3 separate regions of the Mus musculus genome follow, and regions 2 and 3 are each linked to region 1. Evidence: chromatin loops called from intact Hi-C (ENCODE). Cell type or tissue: left cerebral cortex. All regions are shown on one strand.

What was found. Hi-C counts contacts between places; a loop is a spot of excess contacts. Peaks named below come from ENCODE experiments on the same cell type or tissue, not always from the same donor. Only the 100,000 strongest peaks of a DNase experiment are listed, where the experiment ranks them.
Region 2: it touches region 1 in a loop (6-fold over the local background); 3 of 42 quality-filtered maps call a loop at or near these places.
Region 3: it touches region 1 in a loop (2.6-fold over the local background); 2 of 42 quality-filtered maps call a loop at or near these places.

The regions. Positions count from the first base shown.
Region 1 is chr8:34,679,815-34,687,814 of GRCm38, reverse strand. No RefSeq gene overlaps it. Among named protein-coding and RNA genes, the nearest start is that of Gm46069, 6.1 kb to the left of the region's middle. In left cerebral cortex, CTCF peaks have their summits at 3,230 and 4,437; DNase peaks (open chromatin) are centred at 3,864, 4,445, 5,371, 7,658 and 3 more places; H3K4me3 peaks cover 451 bases; H3K27ac peaks cover 1,671 bases.
Region 2 is chr8:34,389,552-34,397,551 of GRCm38, reverse strand. No RefSeq gene overlaps it. Among named protein-coding and RNA genes, the nearest start is that of Gm33831, 6.8 kb to the right of the region's middle. In left cerebral cortex, a CTCF peak has its summit at 167 (motif pointing left); DNase peaks (open chromatin) are centred at 3,287, 4,073, 4,322 and 4,752; H3K27ac peaks cover 3,126 bases.
Region 3 is chr8:34,593,300-34,601,299 of GRCm38, reverse strand. B930018H19Rik (RIKEN cDNA B930018H19 gene) reads left to right here. Exons shown (of 5, transcript NR_040706.1): 3 at 4,851-5,309. Among named protein-coding and RNA genes, the nearest start is that of Gm34096, 9.4 kb to the left of the region's middle. In left cerebral cortex, no CTCF peak of the experiment used is centred here; DNase peaks (open chromatin) are centred at 193, 4,523 and 4,849; H3K27ac peaks cover 221 bases.

The DNA.
Region 1 (8,000 bases):
GAAAATGGGCACACTTTGTAGGCAAATAGAGTGAGGATGCTCATGTTGGTTGAATCTGATTGACCTGGTAAGGGCAAGGGAAGTGTTTGAACAATGATTGGCAGACAGTAATGTTTTCATCTTAGCTTTGGCCCAGGAAGCTAAATGGACAGCCCAGCTCTATAAATATAGTAGGTATGTGCTGTCCGAGAATATACCAGGAATGCTTAAGAATCGCATCACTGGAGTGTGCATGACCCTCCATGCTTACAGTCAAATCTTGATCATAGGATTGGATGCTTTCCTGCGTCCCAAATTGTGTATCTCAAATGTTTGCTTTGACCTTTAAAACAAGGTCCTGTGTAGCCCAGGTTGGCCTCAAAATCCTCTTGCCTGTTCATTCAAGGGTGGGGATTCAAGGTACGAGTCAGCTAGCTATCTCACAGTTTGAGCAACCCAGCAGAAGGACATCAAAAGTCCTTTAGGGGCTGGAGAGATGGCTCAGCAGTTAAGGGATCTGATGCCTTCTGGTGGGTCTAAGGACAGCTACAGTGTACTCATATAAATAAAATAAATAAATCTTTTTTTTAAAGTCCTGTAGAATTGACTCTGGGGAGCCCAGAGTTTAGACTTAGTTGCAAGAAGATGCTGTGGTCCATTTTGCAGATTGCTGCCATTGAAACGCTGTCTGGAGTTCCCATAAAGAAAGACCATATGAGCCACGTATAGGGTATAGATCAGTTTATTGCTATGGACAAGGTTTCTGCACTCCTCAAAGAATCTGTGAAAGTAGGCTTAAAACTCAGTGATGGGTCAGGCATGAGATCAAACACGTGCTTAACTTGTTGGATGCTAGGACCCATCCCCTGTACTACAAAATGAAAATAAACCCTCAGGGCTTTTCCAAGACTGGTGACAGGGGTGCTGATGAGTTTCTGTAGGTGGGGGGTGGAGGGGCAGATGCAGGATACATTTGAGATATTACTGTTACAGTTCGAAATAGTAACATCTGAGACCTGATTTGTTTTAAAGGATCAAGCCTGGATTAAAATGAGAGTGAATCTGGTGTAGCCAGAGAGCAGGCGAACCAAGGAAACAATACACTGCTCCCCACAACAGTGGCCAGAGAGAGGTAGGGCTGGATTAAGGTAGACCTGCTAAACCCAGCACTTTCCTCTTCAATGCCACTCGCTTGTTGTTCGCCATCTGTCACCTCACAACGCCCACACACTATGGTTAAAACAATTTCCAATTGCGATCCCCTAAAATAAAGCTTAATATATTCACATCTGGCGGTTTTCCTGCCCCAGTTTATGCTTAGCGTTGGCCTTCATTTTAGCAAACTATTCCGTGATTGCTTTGTGTTGCTTTGGAAGTGTTTCTGGATGGGGGATTTGTGGCTCTGTTTGATTGCATTGTGATTGCGTTCGCAAGTGACAGAGCAGAAAGGAAATCTGAAGTCTGTTTTTATCTCATGTCTGTGTGGGTACCAGCTCTGGTAGCAGATCAAGAATCAGCTGAGCAAGGTTTAGAAGTACAGGTTTCTGAGACCTAGGGAACAGAAGACCCAGGAGGGAGTAGGGCGTTTAGTTGAAGAATTAGATCATCCCAGGAGGTCAGTGCACTGGCCCAGGCTGCCTGTGGACATGGATGTTAGGCAGGCTGAGCAAGAAGGATCTTTGCAGCCCAGGGGTTTCAGATCAGTCTGGGCGGTGTCGAGAAGGGTCATCCTTTTGGGATGTGTAGCCCGGACTGCTAACAGTGGTTATCGTTTACAAGTCCCGTCAGAAACCTTCAATGCAACTGGTGAAGAGTCCCCTCCATTTGGGCTGGCCTCTGAGCGGTTTACTCTGAGGATTTAGAATGCTGAAACGTCTGAGTTTCCTAACCATGAATCATGGAAAAATGGCTTCAGCAATACCAGGGTTTGGTAGAACACAGGCTTTGGAGTAGAGATGAGTTTTGACCTGGCTCTACTACCCTGCTTTCTTGGCTGTGATGTCTTCATTTCCACAACTGTCACATGGACATGTAATTCTTTCAGGATTGCCCTTTTTGGAGCTCTAAGTCATACCTCCAACATCCCAGTTGCTAAGCTGCTAATGAGTGATGTTCTTTCCTTCTTGGCATAGGGAAGATCTTCCACGTAGTTGGGTGCTTCAGAGCTCGTAAAGGTCTTATACCCCTACTAGTTCTGTTTTGAGGTACTATTTGTTTGCTCCCCCTAACCCCTGTCTTTCTTTTTTTGCCCAATTTTCCCACTGATTCCTCCCCCAAGCCTTTAAAGTTGGGACCAAGAGAGTTTTACCCTTGGGAACAGTACCAAGTGCCACAGTCTTTTCAAGCAAAAAGTATAAAATACCTTCAGTTTAACCAAAGTGAGCTTCTTTGAAAAAACTGTATCCTCCGCTCTGCATGCCGAGGCATCATTAGACCACCCGCTGTCTCTCCTCTCCCCTGCTCTTAAGGATGCTTTCCGCCCTTACCCATGTGCTTCTACAGGGGAGCCAGCAGCTCTCTCTTCATCTGGCCTTGGCTCTGCTCCACCATTCCTTCTAATTGCTCTCCTGAACCCAGGGCTTTCTCCAGCACACCTGTAAAGACAGCGGTTCACCTTTCAAACCCTCACACTGGAGGTGTTGCGCACCTGGGCACCTAGGGAACTGGGAAGGCTGAGAGGCTCAAGGAGACCTGTTCTTTTTCTTTGACAGACAGTATGTAGCTTCCTTTGGGGAAGAAGAAACCTTCTCCACTGGCAATTAGCATTTTCCCATTTCCGTTGAATTTACATTCCTGAAGTGTAACGTTAGGCCATTTCTTTCCATTTTATTCAGGAGAAGCTGCTACCTGGTATTAGTCAAGTATCTCAGCGCCCCACAGTGATTTGTGTATTACTTATAACACAGCCGTTTTGACAGATGGCAGTTTTCGATGATGAGAGGAGTTGACCAGATGGGGAAGGGTAGGAGGGGAGTGGGTGGGTGTCTGGGGTAAAAGAACCTTCCCATGAGAACACTTTGGATGAAAAAAAATTAAAAATGTACTTGAACGAACAAGAAGAAAGACAGGGCATGAATAATTGGGGGCTTTTCCTGATGGCTGCGTGACCAGTGGTTTGGGCTGCTGTGACTGAGAACAGGAGTGTTTAAGTATTAGGGAAGGAGGGAAGGACATTAGGAAAATGCATTTTAGGAAAAGGAAGACTTGAAGCTGTTTGGGCTGGAATGCCACAGAGCAAAGGGAACGGTGTGGTTTGCAGTGAGGAAGCACTCGGGAAACCCACGATGCAGGAGCCCTTTGCTGTCCCTGTCTACAGACATGGCTATGACATCCTAGAGTGAGGGTCTAAAGGCAAAGTCTCAGCAGTGGGTGATGGCCAGATAACATGAGGAAACAGGACTTACAGGTTCCATCCCGGCTCTGGGCCCTGGCTACCTCACAGAGGGTCATGCCCATGTGCTGCTTTGTTTCTTGTCACCTTGACAGACGCTTGGGTCATCTGGGAAGAGGGAACCTCAGCTGGAAAAAAAATGTATCTATCAGATTGGCCTGTGGGGCATTTTCTTGATTGATGGTTGATGTGGGAGGGCCCAGCCCTGGGCACCACCCCCAGGCAGATGTTTCTGGGTAAATCCTTTCCTCCTCAAGTTGTTTATAGTTATAGTCTTTTTCACATCAGTAGAAAACTGAATTAGAACAGGATGCAACCCCCCCCCTCTTGCTTTTGTTGTCTTTTTAAGACAGGGTTTCTCTGTGTAGCCCTGGCTATCCTGGAACTCCTTCTGTTGACCAGGCTGGCTTCACACTCAGAGATCCACCTGCCTCTGTCTCTCACTGACTGCTGGGATTAAAGGTGTGCACCACCACTGCCTGGCGCAAGCTTTCTTGAAAGGTGGCCAGGAGGATGAAATGAGAGGAGACAGAGTGGGTGCCTAAGACTCCATAGATTTCAGTCACTGTGCACAGATATACTGCTATCCCCTCAAACTATTTTGTGGATGCCTCTTGTGTACTATTACAACCTAGCAGGCCCAAGACTTCACGTCTACTTAATGTGTATACATATATATGTGTGTGTGTGTTTGTATGTATTGTGTATATATGCATGTATATGTATATATAACATATATATATATATATATATATATATATATAAAGCTTATATATAACACATATAAACACAGATATAAGCATATATATATGTACATATTAAGCATACACACACACACATATATATATATATATATATATATATATATATATATATATATATATATACACATATGCTTATAACACACACACACACACACACACACACTTTCTTTTTCCTCTGTCGGGGAGAAATGGTGTGTTTACTGGTACACACAAGAACTTTGCCTCCTGAGCTGGCAGGGCTGTAAAGAGCTCTGTTGAACAGTGAGTCAGAGATGGAGAGCCTGGGGGTGAGAATCAGTAGTGTGAAAACCGGGGATGCTTAAAATGAAATGCCGAGGCAGATGATGGCTTGCTTTGCAAACCCTCCCCTTGTTCTCTGTTGTTTTTTTAGCTTTGCTTTGTTCTTTTGACATAGCGTCTTGCTGTGTATGTAGCCGAGGCTGGCCTCAAACTCATGGTTCTCCTGCTGCCTTCTAGTGCTGCATTGCCCAGCTGGTTTTCTGTTATACCAGAAATGGGGGCAGGGCATAATGGGTTAAGCCGCATGTGATTTCCTAAGTTTCTTTCCAGTTTCTAGAGATCGATGGAGGAGAGACGGGCATAGTGGCACATGCTTACAATTCCAGCACTCAGGAGACTGAGGCAGGGGGATGTTGAGTTAAAAGCCAACCTGAGGTACTTATTGAAGCCCTGTCTCAAAAAATGAAGGTGTTAAATTCTGGGTTGTTCCTTCCTTCTTTGATTTCAAGGCATCTTCCCTTGACACACTGTGAACACCCTCACCTTGGTTTCTTCAAGACTTTGGACCCAGTGCCAACCATTGATGGCTTGGTGTTCTCTGGATATCTCCATGTGTGTTCGAGAGCACAGTTCCCTATCTTAGGTCTTTTTATCTTGGGTTGCTTCTCTGCTAGGCTGATGAGACCCTCCCCCAAAGATGCTCATGTCCCTCAAGAACTGTGAGTTCCTCTATTACAAGGCAAAAGGTTGCATGTGGCATCAGCGTTGCAAACCATCTGACCTCGACACCAGGTGGGCTCTGCATCCAGATAATGATGCTTAAAAGTGTGAGAGAGAAGGACCTGGTGGTACAGGCCTGCGATCTCAGCTATTCTGAAGGCTAACGCAATAGGATTGCGAATTCTGAGACTGTCTGGGCATACTCAGGCCCTGGGTTCAGTCTCTGCTGCCACACATATGCAAGAAAATGTGGAAGAAGGAGGCCGTGGGTGAGTCAGAGTTACTCAGTGTGAGAAGGGCCCCATCTGCTATGGTTACCTTTGCAAATGCAAGAGGGAGCTATGACACAACCTGGGAAGGCGGCGCCTAAAAGGTAGAAACAGCAGAGAAACCGATTTCAAGATAATCGATTGGGTTGATCTATTTATTGTGATAAGAGATTAAACTCAGGACTTCATGCATGCAAGGCAAGCACTTTGGGATTATAACCCCAGCTCAGGAGTTGTAATGGTCACAATAATTTGTTGCAGCAGCCGCAGGAATATAATAGCATTATTGCATCTCCCGCCATGTAAGATGAGCAACACTACAGTAACGGGGCAGAGGCCACCAGCCACAGGGAGGTCTTGACTAGTGCTTTTATGCTGGGGCCCCTTACTGCTTAGTGGAGAAACCCAGGCTGCTTCAGAGCTCTGGATGGAGCACCATCGTAAGCTGCTTCCTGAAGGAACCTTCCTACCCTCCAGCAGTCCGCTCCACAGTCATAGGCATGCTTCCTGTTTTGGCACTTTATTTACCAGAAACTCTTTCCCCTCTTCTTAGAATAAATCCACTTGACCAAGTTCAGAAAAGTTCAGAAAACTGTGTGCCAAAATTTCATTCTGAAAGTCTTAATTTGAGAATTGAGGTTGATAAAAATCCAGACCGCCTCCCCTCAACCACCCACCCCCATCCCCACCCCACCCAGTTCATTTTGGTGGGACAAGTAATACAAGTGGCTTTCAGAAAACAGCATTTAAAATTTCTTTTCTACCATTTACTTTGATATCTGGGCAAGGCATCCTTATCGCCGTCCTGGGACATGCTTTTTAAGAGCTGTCCTTCTTCAGCATCTTGTATTGAAGCTATCAGAGGGTTGTTAAAGTGATGGACCTTGGTCTGGGGTGATGGATGTGTAATCTATTGCTTGTTTCCATTGTCTCTGGTTAGTTACCACGTGGTTAAAGGCAATTGTGGGATTATAGGTTCATGTCCCAAGTGGGGCTGTCTTGTTCTGTGACTTGGCCGGTGCTGACTTATATATGGATATTGCTCAGAGAAGTGACGTAGATGCTCTTCTAGGTTACCCTTTTAAAATAAAATTAAAACAATTTATTTTATTTTTAATTATTTGAATGTATGTGGGTATGGACAGGAGAGTGCTAGTGCCTAGAGGCCAGAGGTCCATCTTTCTGGAACTGGAATTACAAGAGGTTGGGGGTCACCTGATACAGGAGTTGGATGAAGGTTCTCTGCCAGAGCATGTGAACCACTGAGCCGTCTCTCGTCCTGGAGAGTACAGTAAGAGGCACACACGCAATTGCATTAGTGAGTGTGAGCCTCTCTCTCCATACCTCTCCTGCTTTTCCCATCATGTCTCTCCTTCTTCCCTTTGCCTCTCTCTTGAGGTATGAAGTTGTCTGTGTGATTTACTTTTGATTTTTCTCCCCGAGCCTCAACCACTCGGGAGATAGAGGCAGGGGAATCTCTCTGAGGCCAGCCCTGTCTGCAATTCCAGTACAGCCAGAGCTACCCAGAGAAACAGAAACCCCATGTTCAGAAACCAAAAACCAAAGCCAATCAAACAACCCAAAGACTCAGAGCATCTTTATTTTTCGTTCTGCTCTGTTGTTTTGGAAAGGCACACTTTTAATTCTGGCAGAGGCAGGCAGATCTGTGTGAGTTTGAGGACAGCCTGGGCTACACAGTGTGTTCTGGAACAGACAGGGATTTGTAGCGAGATCTTATCTCAAAACAAACAAACAAACAGACAGACAGAGAGACAAAAAGGGGTTTTGTTTAGGGTTGCTATTGTTGTTTTCTGCTGAGGTTAAAGGCAGGGTGGTTAGTTTGTATTATCGAATACTCTGTTACACAGGCAGTACACCCGCCCGCAGAGTACTCTAGAATGGGAAAGTTTGAGGGTCGAGTCTCCACACTCTCCTAGGATTATAAGGCCCAAAGTCCATGTGCAAACCCGCGGGAGGCAGGAAGAAGACACTAAGACCAGTGAGAAAGCTCTCTTCTGCTGTGTAGTCACAACCAAAAAGAAAGCAGTGGCGTTTCAGACAAATATCATTCCAGAGTGGAATTCGAGAGTGATTTTTATGTTACTGTTGGTGCAGTGGCAAGCGTCACTCGGCCAGCAGCAAACATCCGGGAGCCCTGTACTAGGCAGGATGTTAGGATGTCAGCTTCATGGAGGAAAGGAACAATGGCTGTTTAATTTGCTTTTTATAGCCAAGCCCATTTGGGAAGAATGAAGACAGGAGACTCTCAGAAGAGCTTCCTTTCCCTGAGGGCTGGCCCATCTGCTCTGTGGAGAGGAGACTGCTGACTCAGGAAGCCCTGCCAGGGAGCCTGCCGCGGCTGCACTGGGCTTCGGCGCCCGGCCAGGATGCTGGCCCACATGGCCGCCGAACAAATGGTGTGCCCCGGGTGCAGGGAGGTTGTCAGGGCTCCTTTCTAAGACAGGACAACTGACTTCTGTCCTTGGATTACTGAGACATATGTTCCATGACCACCACAAGCACCCTTTTTTTTTCCGACAAAGCCTCTTTCATGGGCTATTGTGAGGGGGGATAAAAGATAAATGAAGCTCGCTCCCAAGAGATTAAGCGTTTAAGAAAAATTAGTCAGTTTCTCTA
Region 2 (8,000 bases), 290 kb after region 1:
ATTACTGGGACTGGAGAGCTGATGGCTCAACAATAAAGAGCACAGGCCACTCTGGCAGAGAACACAGTTCAAATCCCAGCACCCACGAGGCAGCTCACAACCATCTTTAATTTCAGGTCCAGAAAGATACAACGCCCTCTTCTGGACTCTGTGGGCACTGCATGCACATAGTGCACAGATATACGAGCAGGCAAAATACCCATCTATAATATATCTTCTTATTTTACAATTTCAAAGAAGAGGAGGAGGAAGAGTGTCTCTGGCTCCCTATAGACATGGTGGTTTGGAAGTGAGAAGAAAGACCCCAATAGCAAAAACAGGGACCTCGAAGGTTTAGGTTTTTTGTATTTTTTTCTTGCCTATGGCTTGGGTTCCTGTCCTTAGGATTCTGTTAAATTTCTCCAGGATGCTGCTTCCTATAATGCTAGGCCTTGGTTGGAAATGATGGTGGGAAAGGCACCAAATGATCCTGTTCTGAAAGCACTCTTGTCCACTGCAGACAGAATACAGAGGTTAAGGTAGCGGCACAAGCCATTTCACTCTCAGAGCCAAAGCCTGACAGCCCTCCACAATGGCAGCAGGTCCTTCCACTGTGGTGTATACAAGAGCTTAATTTTCAGGTTAGCTCTGACTGTGAATGAAGAGATGAGTTGAGCATGGGAGAGGGATGTGTCAGGGACATCTGGTTTTGGACTGTACGAGATATATTTCTCCATAAGTATTTTCACAGATAAGTCTTACCCTGGAAAGTTTTAGGAGCTGCTAGAGGTCCCTTAAAAACTAATAGAAATAATAGAAAAAAATAATAATTTCAACATTAAACAGAATAACATATGAATTAAGACCAACTCCCAGCCAGATTTACAAAGCTTATAAACTGGTTTGGACTCATGAAACCTTTGGCAGGGTAGTAATATAATTTTTCCCTGGCTTATAATATGTTGAATGTTGCATACACAGACTTACACACGTGTAATACCCAAGGCAATTATTTACTACAGGAAAATTGGTTCAGAAGGACAGTACTGCCACACCTTGGTGACACTGGGGGATGGATCCTAGCATAGCCCTTGGAACGGCAGATATTCAGATTCCCTATAAAAATGGTATAACATATGCATGCAGCCTACTCAAATCTTCAAAACTCATTTCTAGATTATGGGTCCAATTGATGCAATGTAAAGATTAGGTGTGCTGCACTGCTCAGAGAACAGAGAAGAGGGACCACATAGTCTACACGTGTTCAAATACACATGCAGCTTTTCCCTGAATACTTTGTATCCATGAGTGACTGATTCTACAGGTACACAATCCCCACATAGGGAGAACTTTGATGTAAATCAAAGTTTACGGTATGACTTCATGTGTATAAAGCACCTATGGATCCATTTAGTGTAAACAATTCATTCAGTGTATAAATCAAAATTACAATATAACCAAACTACAAGGGTAGAAGGTCAAAAGAAGTGTGGGGAGAGGGCTGTATGATGTGTGTATACATATGTCATAGAAGCAAAGAAAGGACAGCTCATCTCTGTTTTATAGGCTAAAAAGTCATGATAAATAACTAACAACATAAGCACAAAAAGAGCCAACCTCAATGGAGACGATGTCCCCACCAGAATGGCCTGCGGATACCCCTATGGTGCATTTTCTCGGTTGATGAGAGAGTGTGGGAGGGTCCAGCTCACTATGGGTGGTACGACCCCGGGTCTGGTGGTTCTGGGTCCACAGTAAAACAGGCTGAGGGAGTTATGAGGATAAGCCAATAAACAGTATTCCTCCATGATCTCTGCTTCAGTTCCTGCTTCCTGGTTCCTGCCCCGACTTCTGTCAGTGATGGATGGTTACCAGGAGATATAAGCTGAAATAAACCCTTTCCTTCCCAAGTTGCTTTTGGCTATGGTGTTTTATCACTACAGTAGAAGCACTAAGACGGGGCCCTTAAGGGGAGTGGAAAGTAATACTTTTCCTGGCAAGTCTCAGAACATAACTTGTGTGTGTGTGTGTGTGTGCGCGCGCGTGTGTGTGTGTGTGTGTGTGTGTGTGTGTGTGTGTGTGTTGCACGCACATGAGTATATAGGTGTACAAATGGAGGCCAAAGGACATTGGTGTTTTAATCACATTGCACTGTGTTATTTTGAGGCAGGATCTCTCACTAAACTGGAAGCTTGTCTCAGGCTGGCAGGCCAGCAAGCTCGGGATCCGCCTGTCTCCACCCCATCAGTGCTCAGATTCCAGACTCACATACCATGGCCAGCTTTCTACACAGGTGCTGGGGATTCAAACTAGATCCTTGTATTTGTAGAGCAAACACTCTTTCACACCTAGTCACCTTCTTGCTTCCAATGCAACTTTGTAAATTCTGTGTATAACTTTAAGAGAAGGAAAACTGAGTTCAGAGGTCACCCACGGGTGAACCACGGAGATGTGGACACCCTAAACTGAGATGCACCCCATTCCCCATCTCTAGCACTTCATCCTAGATCCTGAGGCACAGCAGAGTCAGACCCTGCTCCCCTGGCACAGGATTGTGACACAGGAAGACACAAGGCAGCTGTTGCGAACAAGATGCTGAGGAAAAAGTGGGTAGGAGAAAGTCCAGGAAGAAAGCCCTTGCTTGGCCCAGAGCTGCTTCCGACAGAAAAGGTGTCACATGGAAGACCAGGCTTGGGACTTATACCTTACATCACATGCCAGCTTCTAAGCCAGGCACTGTAACAGGGCCGAAATAGATCTCCACTCTCATGTGACATCTCTTCCAGTTATGGAAGAGCAAGTGTCCCAATCTGGGGACAGACCACCATCTGAGGAAGTTACAAATACTCAGAGAAACCCCGGACACTCAGGCATTGCAAAGGCAGCCCACCCACTGGGCTCTGAGCGTCTGTGACTTCTCTAAGACATGACAGTTTGGTCCTTCAGTCATCACAGAGAAGGAGGAGGAGGAGGAGGAGGAGGAGGAGGAGGAGGAGGAGGAGGAGGAGGAGGAGGAGGAGGAGAAAGAGACAGTAAAGAGGGAGGAGGAAATGGTGACAGCTAAATCATAAGATGCTTCTCATCATCTCTTCTTCATCATCTCTCCTAGACCACAAAGGTACAAACCTGACAGAGTCCACTGACCAGCTACCTCGGACAAAGGCCATCTATGAACTTCAGATAAAATAAGTCCTTCAAAAATTCCTGGTCCTTACATATCAGTGATGCCATCATATGGTCATCCAAACTCTTCAAAAATAATGATACTAGCAGAAAGAGGAGGCAGCGTGATACTCCTGGGTACAGACTCAAGAGAAGCTCACCGTCCACGCTCACTGTGGTACTGTTCATAAATAGCTAAGTTATATAACCAGCCTAGGCGCCCCATCTATGGACTGAGAAATAAAAACACTATACGCACACTGGAGTGTATTCAGCCACAAAGAAAAACAAAACCATATTATTTGTAGGAAAATGAGTGGAACCAGAAATGATCGTGTTAAATAAAATAAGCCAGACTTAGAAAAAAAAAACAAAAACAAAACAAAAAAAAAAATCACTCCATTTTTTTCCCATGCAGAACCGGCATTTAAGAAGAACAGTGGGCATGAAAACAAGGCAGGCTCTTTAGGAAGAGACAAGGTTCCCACAAGGAGAGAAAAAAGAAAGGGCAGCAGAGGAACAGGGGAGCTGCGATGTAAGTGCATTGGATGCGTATCCAAAATGGGAGATACGGAAACCCGCTCGCATACAATATTCCATTCAAATAAGATCTAGGGAAAGGGCAGAAGAGCTGCACAATCAACTGGAAATTGTGGCCCAGCGACTGAGCAGTAAACTGTGGCCGATCCATCATCCTCTGAACAGCGGACAGCACCAGCATTTTCCCTATTGGTTGTAGAAGATGTGCTTGACTCAACAGAACTAAAAATTCTCTCTTCTGATTCAGTCCTAAACAGAATCTCACTCTAAATGTCAGGAGGTTTTTTGTTTTTTTTTTTTTAAAATCTCTCCACTTGCCTGCTTGCTTGTCTGTTTCTAACTGGAGACTGAAACTGTTGGGAATCTGTTTGATTCGGTCCAGGGGATATTTTGGTGTTCGGCGTTAGCTTTCAAAAAAATACAGGGAACCAATTCTGGTTCTAACTAGTTCAAAAAGTGGTTTGTTTTATTTTTAAAGTGCACACATTTGGTTCTTGGTTTCTAAGTTTGGTTTTCTTTTTAGTGTCTTTTTTTTTTTTTTAAACTTGGAAGTAGAGTGCCTGGTTCGGCTTATTTGGGCTCTTGGCACTTAATTCCATTTGAGTTCTGGCTCTGGACTCCCGTTGGTTGGCGCTAACAATGCGGCTTGCTTGGCTTGCCTTTGCAGGCGCTGGCACTGTGCAGCAGGACAGGTGCTGTGTTCTTAAACCGGGTGTGCATAGCCAAGGAGAAGCCCGATAACAGCACACAAAATGCTGGCAGTAGAAGGCCCCTCTGAGGCCAGGAACTCCAGCGCTCCTCTTTAGAGAGACTAGGGACATAGAGTAGGGAGCCATCTGAGCCAAGATGGTACCATTAAACAGCTGGGAGTCAAAGTGCTGATGTCCAGACTCCTCTATACCTCGCTGGCCCGTTCAGAAGTAACCCTGCAAAGTCACATCTAGACCCTAAAATTGACAATCCGGGGAGCAAAGCAAAATACTGAAAGGCTGTTCCTCCTGAACCTCTCCGTATTCCCTGAGCCTTGCCAGGGCCTGGAGTGGGAGGGAGAGACGCCCAAAGCTCTGCATAATGATTCAGAGACGCAGTGGGTGTACAGAAAAGCCAGCAGGTATTTAAAAGACCCAAGGCACTCACGTAGGAACAAGCCTATAAATTCTACCCCATCACTGTTGCCAAGGAGATGCAGGTGGGCCTGGAGCTGGCTCTCTGGCAGGAAACTCCCACCTCCCCCCTCTCCCCCGCCCCCCACACATTGTTCATGCCGTACACAGCTTCTTATGACAGCCCTCCTTCCCAGCCGGATGACCAGAGATCCACTCCTTTTCCTGGATAATGTGGCTCATTTATCCAAATGTCAGCTGGACCAACATGCTCTGGGGGGCTGCAAGGAACCCAAAATGCTATTTCTCCTGTGCCCAGAGATGCTCGGCAGGGAGGAGCCTTGTGTGGGTAGAAACCCCGAGATGTCTACAGTTCAATGCAGGAACTGCAATGCAGTCCATACTGATTCCATATCACCTATTCAGCCCTCCCTGGCTCATCAAACAAATACAGGGCTGAAAATGTTCTCTCAACAGCCTACACTCCAGTCAGTAAAAATGTTGTGCGAAGCATGAGAAGTGAATCCACGTCTTTAGTTGCATGACTGTGTGGCCAGATTCACAAAGATGAGAAGACAACAGCTGGGCTCGGGCTGCAAGAACCCACCTTCTGACCTCAGCAGGAGAGTGTGGGGAAGAAAGGGTTAAGCCACAGTTTGACTCCGTTTCTTCCCCTACCTCTCACAAAGGAGTCTGTAATATATTTCAAATCCCCTCCTTGACTTCGGGGTACACCGAGACACCTTTTGATTCCGAACACAGCTGCTGTGAAAATGGTGGCAGCTTGGCCATATGGCACCCGTCACCTGTCCCCATAAGGCAGCATCAGACCCATCATCATCCATAGGGTATTTAGTCTACCCTTCCTTCCTCTGATGGTCAACATGGCTGCACCCAGAGTGATCCTCCAATTCCTGTGACCATTCATGGTGCTTCATGAATGTGGAAGATGGATCTAGCAGCGTGACTGTTGAAAGCCAGGGGTTAAAGCCCTCTAAATTAGCCCAATAAAGCCATTAAAATGGAGACGATCTGTCCCATATGTTATTGGCCACAGTGTTGGGCCGAATTAATTATTGCATGAGCCAACAACTAATGGGGGCTGAGAGTTGAGTGTGTAGTTTGATCTAGATGCGTGCGATACATAGGGGAGTGAATGGGACAGAGAGAGCCAGCCTCACAGAGAGCAGCAAGTCCTGGAGGGACCTGAAGAAAACAGCATCTACCCTTCGTCCTCCCGTACTAGAAGAAAGCCATGTTCCTGGATGTCTTGGTCTTGTCCCTTCTTCCTTACTCCTGTAGAAAGCTCTGCAGCAATGTTTTGCTCTTCCGCCTGAGCTCTGAGGAAGGAGGAACGAGTCTGCATGCCCTGACCATGGTGGGCCTGGGGTAGCTCTATTTCTACCTAGCTGTTGGAACTCTCAGCTACATGAAGGCATAGGATGAGGGACGAAGAGTGTGGCCCGGTGGTAGGCTGCTTTCTTAGCATTATGCCAGGTGCTAGGAAGACATCCCCCCCCCCACCCTGCACTGCAAAAGAGAAAAGCAGCAATGAAAAGGGAATAAGGTAGGTTCCTGGGCAGAGCTAAGAAGCCGTAGATCAGGTAGGTTCACAGATAGAGCTAAGAAGCGATAGATAGGCCTTCCAAGCTTGCTGGAGTGTTGTGTGCTTCTTTCAGTATTTTCAGGGTATGACACATAAATGGTCCCAGGGAAATGCCTTTCAGTGGGATAGCAGCCTCCTTACATGATTAGTATATGCAAATGAAAGAAACTACATTAACGTTACAGTCAAAGCTTTCCTTCTTAGACCGCACAAGGTTCTGGGTAGCTCTTGGGGTTTGAGTTCATGCAGACCCAACTCTGTCCCTGATGGGAGCTGTTGCCACTGCTGGAAAGTGGGGACAGACGTGTCACCACATCCCCCCACTGTGGGCAGATGGAGGACAGTGACATTTGTGCTTCTTTCTCATCCCAGGTGCTGAATAAATGCCAATTCTCTTCCTTCTCCCTGAACTGTGGGTATCATTGGTCTCCGTACAGCCCTAATCATAATGGAAAGAATTGCACAGTACAGCAAGAGCCTATGAAGAGATATTCTCCTTCACAGACATGGGTTGAGGCCCACCCAGAAAACTGACATGGAGTGGTTGTAAAGAAATTAAGATCAGCACACACTGACAAGTATTAGTACCGAGAGCAGCCAGTTTTCAAATGTCCCTACAAAATGTCAAGTGCGTTAGATGCATGGCTGTCTTTCCCATCCATTCTTGGAAGAAAAAAAAAGAAAGGGGGAAGAAGGGAGGAGAGGAGAGAGGGGAAAGGAGGAAGGAAGGAAGGGAGAGGGAGGCATAACAGTTCTAGGCAGAGACCAAGGAAATTCTTTACATCCTGTCTCGTGACTTCATGCACACCGCTTAATGTCCAGTGAGTGCTATTTTACACACACGTGGACATCTAGCTCCAACTGTCAAAACAAGGTGCTGTCCCTCAGGACTTAAAGCATGCATGCTTTGTGCTCATTGAAGAAGGATGTTTCCAGAATTATGGGCTGGTTCCGTCATGCGAGGCCTGTGTGGTCTGGGAGCAGGATGGCAAAAGGGAAATGTCTCAGTCACAGCTCTCTGCAAGAGTCCTTCCAGACAGCAAACGCAAGGAGTGCACAGGAAGACCTTCAGGCAGGGGGATCCTCTGCCTTCCTGGAGCCCTTTCTAGGCTCCAGGCACCAGATAATCGAATCCCCACGCATGGAACTATGGGAATCCTCAGTTCACTGCGCGATAGAGAACAACTCTATATAAGAGAGTTTCAAGGTGAATCATGGTTCCGAGAAGATCTGCAACTCTGCTGGGGTTATGCAGCAGGATGGCTTCCTTGCTAGGCAAAAAAAGTAATTTCCAGCCTCAGATGCGGAGGGAATCTCTGTCAAGGGCAGGGAAGCTTCTACCTGGTCCACTCCCTCCCTTGCTCGCTCCATCATCTCCAATTTTCTCACTCACCTGCCAGAAGCTTCCTCTGCAACTAAGCTCAGCCACCCAAATCCATGATAGACTGGACCACAAACATCTCCTTTACAAAGGGCTGAAGTTCAGTGGGGTGTGGTGGGCTGGGCCTGTAATCCCAGGACTCAGGAGGCTAAGGCAGGAGGACTATGAGTTCAAGGCAGGCTTGAGATACACAGCAAGTTCCAGGATAGCCTGGGATACATACTGAGAG
Region 3 (8,000 bases), 87 kb after region 1:
TTTTTTTTCTAGAGTGGTTTGACATTTGTGCATAGTATTAAGAAAGATCACAGAGACTGAGCTGCGCCTGCTGAGAGGTTCAGCTCATATTTGTTAATCTCCTGTGTGGTGCAACTCTGGCACCCAGACAAGCCCGCATTCACAGGGGAACAAAGCACTGGTTATGTGTGTTGAAATTCCTCAGAGAAAATGTCTTGCAGGCTGTTGGGGAGCGCATGAGGGCTGGAAATCCTGCAGTGGGTGTTGCTCAATGTCCTGGGAAGATGGTCTGCTGGCATCTGAAGGCTCACCCTTGAGGGGAGTTGCTGCACACTGGGGCATGAGGGGCTGGTGAAGACAGAAGGAGCATGGGCGGCTGGGTAGGTGGAAACTGGCTTGGATGCTTCCTCCACACTCCTCCCTGGTCACACTGGAGCCGGACCTAGGCTACCCACTTTAGGAGTCTTGTGAGGATATCCAGCTACAGCCAGGCTTGTCACTGTGCCCACTGTCTCACTAGCTTGGGACTAGATTTTCCTGTTTTCTGGGACGGAGTAAGCTTAGTTATCTGGGTATCCTTGGCTTTGATTTAGAGAAGTAAGAGGGTGGGGAGAGGGAGAAGAGGTTTTAGATGGGCATCAAAGGATGGGACGGTTAGGTAGGAATCGTTAGGTATAAGATTGAGCTAAATCAGCGTGGTTCTAGGTATTTTGAGATGACAATAAGTGTCTAGAACAGAGGTTCTCAACCTTCCTAAAGCTGTGGACCTTTAATACAGCTCTTCCTGCTGTGGTGAACCCCCAACTATAGCATTATTTCATTCCTACGTCATAACTGTAATCTTGCTACTGTTATACATTATAATGTAAATATCTGCTATGCAGGATATCAGATATGTGACACCCCCTAAAAGTCTTGCTATCCACAGGTTGAGAGCCTACTGGGCTAGAGGAAGATAGAAGATGAGTTGGATGTGGGGGGAGCACAAGGAAAGTCCACTCGGAAGGCATGAGGAATGGGTTAGAATGGTGGTTCTCACTATGCCTCTGGACCAGCTAGAACAGAATCTCCACAGATAAGAACTCGAGCTTTCACATTTGGGGCACACACAAGGATTTGTCAGACGCCATGCCAGATTCGTGCACAACTTGGTGTTTTGCTCCTGTTGCTTTGAACTGTTAAAAGCCAGGTCAGTGAAACCTTCTCCTCCTGAGCAGACGCCACTCCATCCACAGCAGTGGGCAGACACCACTCCATCCACAGCAGTGGGCAGACACCACTCCATCCACAGCAGTGGGCAGACACCACTCCATCCACAGCAGTGGGCAGACACCACTCCATCCACAGCAGTGAGCAGACACCACACTCTATCCACAGCAGTGGGCAGACACCACTCCATCCACAGCAGTGAGCAGTCGCCACACTCCATCCACAGCAGTGGGCAGACACCACTCCATCCACAGCAGTGAGCAGTCGCCACACTCCATCCACAGCAGTGGGCAGACACCACTCCATCCACAGCAGTGAGCAGTCGCCACACTCCATCCACAGCAGTGGGCAGACACCACTCCATCCACAGCAGTGAGCAGTTGCCACACTCTGTCCACAGCAGTGAGCAGTCGCCACACTCCATCCACAGCAGTAGGCAGACACCACACTCTATCCACAGCAGTGGGCAGACACCACACTCTATCCACAGCAGTGAGCAGTCGCCACACTCCATCCACAGCAGTGGGCAGACACCACTCCATCCACAGCAGTGAGCAGTTGCCACACTCTGTCCATAGCAGTGAGCAGTCGCCACACTCTGTCCACAGCAGTGGGCAGACACCACACTCCATCCACAACAGTGAGCAGACGCCACACTCTGTCCACAGCAGTTCAATTTAGACCTGATTAGGAGGCTTGAGCAGCCCTTGGGGTGCAGCAGGTCTGCTGTCCTTTATATCCATCAAAGGCTATCTGGTTCCACCTAAGGATTGGCCAATTCATAGGGCATTTCACAATTCCAATGCTTCTTTCAGACTCTTTCTCCACACAATATGCCCTTAAAGAACTTACTCCAAGTCAAAGCAAGGCCTTAGTGTGGAACCCAACAAACACTATCTGAGTGAAAAATGATTCAAAGAAACAAGACTACCCCCACCCACTCCTCATTTGGTAGACCTGAGTTTGGTTGAATTAAATCCATAGTTACCTCATACAACTACAAACTTAAATTATAAATCATAAGCCCCACACAAATGACCCAACACATCATTTCTGACAGTGGCTTGTTCCAGGGAGTCGAACATAGCCACAGCCTACAGAGTAGTCCTTAGGTTGGGACACAGAACAGGTAAATTCAGCTCACTTAACTCTTTATCTTTTACAGTGGATCAGAACCCAGGTGGCTGGCTTCTGAGGGCTTTCTGACAGGAATCCAGTAGAGTTGGTTTCAAGGTTCACACTAATCGCTGCAACCTTATGCAGGAGGTGTGATCCACATGAAATCCACAACTAAGGGCAGCAAATCTGAGGTTACCAACCTTGTGAAGGTTATGGGCTATTCTGTAGATCCATTCATTGTTTAGCCAGCTCTTGACATTTACTCTGTGAGTATGTTTGGTATTCACTTGGAGAGGCAGGGGAGTAGCCAGTAATGTAGACTTCTGTTGTTAGTAATTACAATTTAACTATCTAGTAGCACTTGGCTCTTAGAAATGGTTACTGCTAAATTTCTTTCCACCTAATGAAATCAATCGTCTGTCGGTTACCTAGTTTGTCACTACAGATGGTTCAGTACACATACTCTATATTGACATATGAGTATGTGATACAATGGCAGTGCCTGGGCTTCTCTCTGTAAATGAATCCCTTTGCCAAACACAGTTCAGACTTGCTCACTACTGACAGGAGTGGAACAGGTAACGGGGGATGTTTTCCCAGCTTGAGAGCATGTCTTGGAGTTTAGTGGATTAGTGCAGCAGTGTGGGAAGCAGGAGGTGGAGGCCAGTGTCTCCTACCAGACTGTATGCCACTTCTGGGCAATAATGTTGGCCTGATCTGAAGGAGGAGGTGGGGTGATTAGAGGCTTGAGATTCTTGGTTAAACTGAAGACTTTATTTGGGCACCAGAAACCTTAACAAGAAATCTCACACCTTGAGCCACAAACTTCCCTTAAAGTATGCTTTACCCCAGTTAGACACACATACACAAATTCTGTTTGGGGTTATGGTTGAAGACGTGAACAGAGACGTGATGCCGTTATTTAATGTGAACGCTGAAGACCTGCAGCAGATGTAAGTTCCAAGTCTTGTTATAATTTTTTAAGATTGTGAAATTATCAAAATGCATGTGAATCAAGTTTTAATACACTGTCTGGGTGGGTGAGGCTGTCCATTGCACCATTTCTTTCTTTGAGTTCTCAGGCATGTTTCAGACAGTGTAAGAACTCTGTAACATTTAACATTGAATAAACAGTAAACCTATGGGGGTGGGGAACGCAAGCTTTTAGCCCCACCTCCAAGCCAATTACTGCATCAGAAACTCTGAACATGGAACCCAGTAGTCTGTACTCAAACATGGCCTCCCAATGGCTGATTCAGATAAAGACAGAAATTTGAGAAGCTTGAGTTAAAATTCCGAAAGAGGCACCAAGGATCTGCAGAATCCAGAACGTTGTTAGGAGAGGGAGGAGATGACTTTGGATGCACAGTAGGGCACAGGGAAAAGACTAAAAAAACCCAGACGGAAATTCAACTCCTAAATAAAGGAGGAGGTTCTACTCCATATAAAGTCCACACAAAGTCTTAACTAGAGTCAAGATCTTGGCAGTTCAAAGCAGCTAGGATTCCTCAGGACACCTGCCCATCCCCCAGAGAATTTAAGGAGAGTCTTAGCCAGTAAAAGACATGGAAAAGCACCAATGTGACTGACCCTTAGAGATCGGACAAAGGGAAATCCTTCTCAGATCCACCTGCCAGTCCTGGTGTGGTTCATTTGTTCATATTTTACTTCATTCTAGTAGATGGGTCTGTCTGCTGACCCTCAGATGGTTTGATTATGTTCTAACCAGTTAATGTACCCTTAATTGGAATGAGGGGTCATTGCAAATATAGTTGAGAGCAATACCAGATGAGGTCATTCTGGATTATTCAGGTGAATCCTACATAAAATGACAATCATCCTTTTAAGACAGAAGGCAGAGGCAGGGGCAGAGAGGCAGAGAGGCAGAGAGGCAGAGAGGCAGAGGCAGAAAGTTACATGGCCACAGTCCACAGAGAACGCAGAACCACCCAAAACTGGAAGAGGCGAGGAAGGAGTCTTCCTTTGAAACTTCAGGGAAGACATGGCCCTGCTGCCTTCTTTGAGCTCGGATTTTTGACCTCTAGAACTAGGAAAGAATAAATTTCCATTGCTTGAAGCCACCGAGTTCGAGGCCATTTGTTATGGACACTCTAGGAAAACGAAAGGACAAGGGATGTGGAACTCAGCTGCCCAAAGTCTTCAACTGTTTGAAATTTATTTCTTGGATGAATAACAAACTCTGAGTCACAAGAGGCCCCATCTGGGCTTGAATCACTTATGCCTTTATCTGTCTCCTGTGAGCATCTCTGTCTGGTCCTCGGGATGAGATGATTTCCCCCAAGTTATCCTCATCTTTACCCTCTTAGGGTTCTGATAAAGATGAGGATGGTAGGCTATTAGTCCAAATCTTTGGGGGCATCTTTGGAGATGATGCAATCTACCATCCTTTAAGTGGTACATCCTTTAAACATTTACCTCAGATGATGGAGACAATTTCATTCTGAGGTGCATGAGGTACAACATGATGCTGTCTTCAGAGCTGTGTATTCAAGTGGATTTTTTTTTCTTTTTCTTTTAAACAGAGAAATTAAAATCACGGCATGGTGGCTGGTTTTCCTTTTCTCATTCTTCACAGACAGTGGGAGGATATGACTCTGGAAAATTAACATCAAGTGCTTGTGAGGAAGACGGGCCTTCCCACGAAGAGCTGAATACCCACCCCATGCCTGCAGTTGGGGATGTTTTATCATTGGGTCACAACTACCAGCGTGTGAGGCGCGGATGATATGGAATCACTTCAAGTTTTGTATTAGGAACAAAACAAAGCAACACAACCCTTGAAGCTGGCCTGTCCCCAGGGATACATATTCTTCAAAGAAATCCCCAATACCAACCACTGTAGCAAGAAGTCTATGTTACATGGATGGGTACTATGTCTGTCCAAGGGGATTCATTGCTAGAGAATCAGCAAACATTCAGTTAACAGTAACCATGCTGCTGCTACTTCTAATAAGATCCCATGTGTTTCTCCCTGCCCCCAGGTAAGCCTCCATCTTCCACTGCCAAGTGCTAGCTGGTATGGGGGGGGTCCCACCAGTCAGTGTTCCCTATCAGTTCTTCCGACCTGTCTAGTGTCAGAGGGACTGGTAGTGTCATAAGTGTGTTATATGTGTGGAGTTCATCTTTCTGTGAGTGTGATGGGCATCTAAGGTGACCAGCTTATAGAGAGAGGGTTCGGAATGTTCACCTCACAGCTGAGACATGGAGAAGGAGAGAGCTGAACACCCCATTGTCCTCTTCTACAACTCTCTCTTAACAACTTAAAGATCTCCCGCTGGCCTTCACCAGCTTCCAGTAGTGCCCAGCTGATGACTAGGCCTTCAACACATGGACCTCAAGGGACACTGAAGATCCAAACTGCAGCAGTATGTAAGTGCCCCTTTTGGCTTTGTAGCTGGCGTGAGGAGAGGTGTTGATTCCAGCTAGGGCAAGGTCCAAGTATATGAGAGAGAGTTTGTTTTTGTTAGCCTCTGTCTACCTCCCATCCCCAGAAACCCACTTCCCATCCGCTTCTGCCTCCCTTAGGACACTTAGACTTCACCCTTCCGTCTTCTTGCCCACCTTCTCTACATGTTCTCGGCTGTTCTCTGACTCAGTGCTTTAAAGTTTGAATCTGTTGAAGAACAACGGTTCTGTCTGCAAATCTTATACCCTATTATTTCCGAGGAAGCTTTCTGAAGTTCAGGGCCTTCTTGGATGTTCCAAGAGCAAATCAAACCCTGGCAACTTAAGACCTGTGGTGAAGCAGGATGGTGGAGGAAAGGTCCCCTAGAGTCCATCACATCATAGATGTGGTGATGATGTCTGTCTCCATGATCCATACCTGTGGACTCAGTAGACTTGGACCAGATAGACAACAAATGGGTATCTTTAGATGATGGGTTTCAGCTTTACTACAGAGCCAGTGCTGGAAAATAAATGTTTGCAGGGCTCCTTATGTAGGACTCCTCTTGGGAGAGGTTCATAGGGTGGTAGGTGGGGCGAGCTGACAAAATCAGGGTCTCTTCTGTGGCTAGCATGACCATGGGACACGAACCATCTATGCAATTCTGGTCTTTTTCTTAAATCTTCTTAGTTTCTTTTGTCCTAAAGTATTGTATGAACCAGGTGGTTAGTATGAATCAGGCCAGTGTGTAGCCACAGAAACCCTCCAGTCTCAGAGGAAGAAAAGTCCAACTGCTTCCATCATGTCAGACCTTGTAAATCAGACACTCCTCGTCTTCACTAAGCACTGGTGGTCTCTAAGGGATCTGGCCAATATGAGAACCAGATGCGGACGGTATCTCTGGTGTCCTCTACCCCTCTTTCAGTGACATTATCCAGGACAACTTGGTCAACGGGACCAAGAGGAGCCCATTTCAAATCTTGGTCTGTCCTTTGCCAGTCATGGGTCCTTGGTAAGATGTCTCTTTCTACTTTATTTTTTTCACTTGTGCTTTAGACAGAATAAATATGCCCACCATGTATGTCTGACTCTGTTGTTGTGTCTGTGTCCTGATAGCAGACTAGGACCCCCTTGTCTTCTCCTTAGCACAGAATACAGAGCAGACCAGCAGCAGATCCTGGCCTTATGAGCTCATTTCTGCTGCTGTCTGTCACTGTGCTGGAATGTCACAGGGCTCTGCTGAGACATAAATGCTGGTCTATGATGAAGAACCACTTTTTCTCTCTCCCCTTTCCTGGGGACATATGTCTGTAGTGAGAACATAGGTCAGAGCAAGGGCAGAGGTTCTTCACTGTCTCCCAGGCCAGCAGGATTCTTGGCAATGCAGGTGGGAGGATCTGTCATCAAGATAACATTCTCCTTGCTACAGGGCACTGGCCAGTAGGGGTAGCAAAAACAGGAACATTGTCCAAGAGTGTGGGTCACTTCTCACTTATTCAGTATTGTGCCTTATAGAGAGTGTGGTCAGGTGACCTGGAGGTTGACCAAACTGCTAATGGGCAAGGGGCTAGACTCCATGAGTTGAGAATCAGCATGGGCACACCCAGCCTCTCCTCTCAAGGACATTGCCCTGGTACCAGTCCTGCTTCTAGATTTCTTTGACTGAGATTCAGAACATCTCCATACTGTAACAGCAAAAATGTCAGTCCTAAAAGAAAACTGGATCAAAGCTGTGGCACCTTTGTTGACTCAGCCTTGACGGTCACAGAAGACCATGGCTGCCACGGTCAGAGGCCCACTGCAGAACACAAGCAGGTCTGCCTGTATCCCCATTTTCATTACTCTAATTCCACTGTGTCCCTAGGGTCAAGCATCTTACCCTTCTTGCTGGTCTCCTTATGTGAAAAAGCACTGAGAAATGGAGGGATGAAGGCCAAGGGATCTGGAACCCTTTGAATAATGTCTGCCTTACTGCTCCCTTCTTGGTATCAACCCATCTTGCCCATTCCCCATTGAGGACAGAGCATCTCTTGACGAAGGATGCTAAGTTCACTTCGTAAGGAGAGTGACTTCTGCAGCCATCCCTAGAACTCACAACCTGTTATATTATTAGAGGAACTGAGCATGTCCCTTTGGGTCCCCAGAAAAGTCCAGAGTTTTTCCTGACTGTCAAGGGACTTTACTGCTGCTTGAGATGAGTATGGGATTCAGGAAAGCCTACCTCCCCAACCCTCTCCATTTGGCCTTACAAATAAAGGAGTCCATCAGTACGAATGGTGATTTAAGG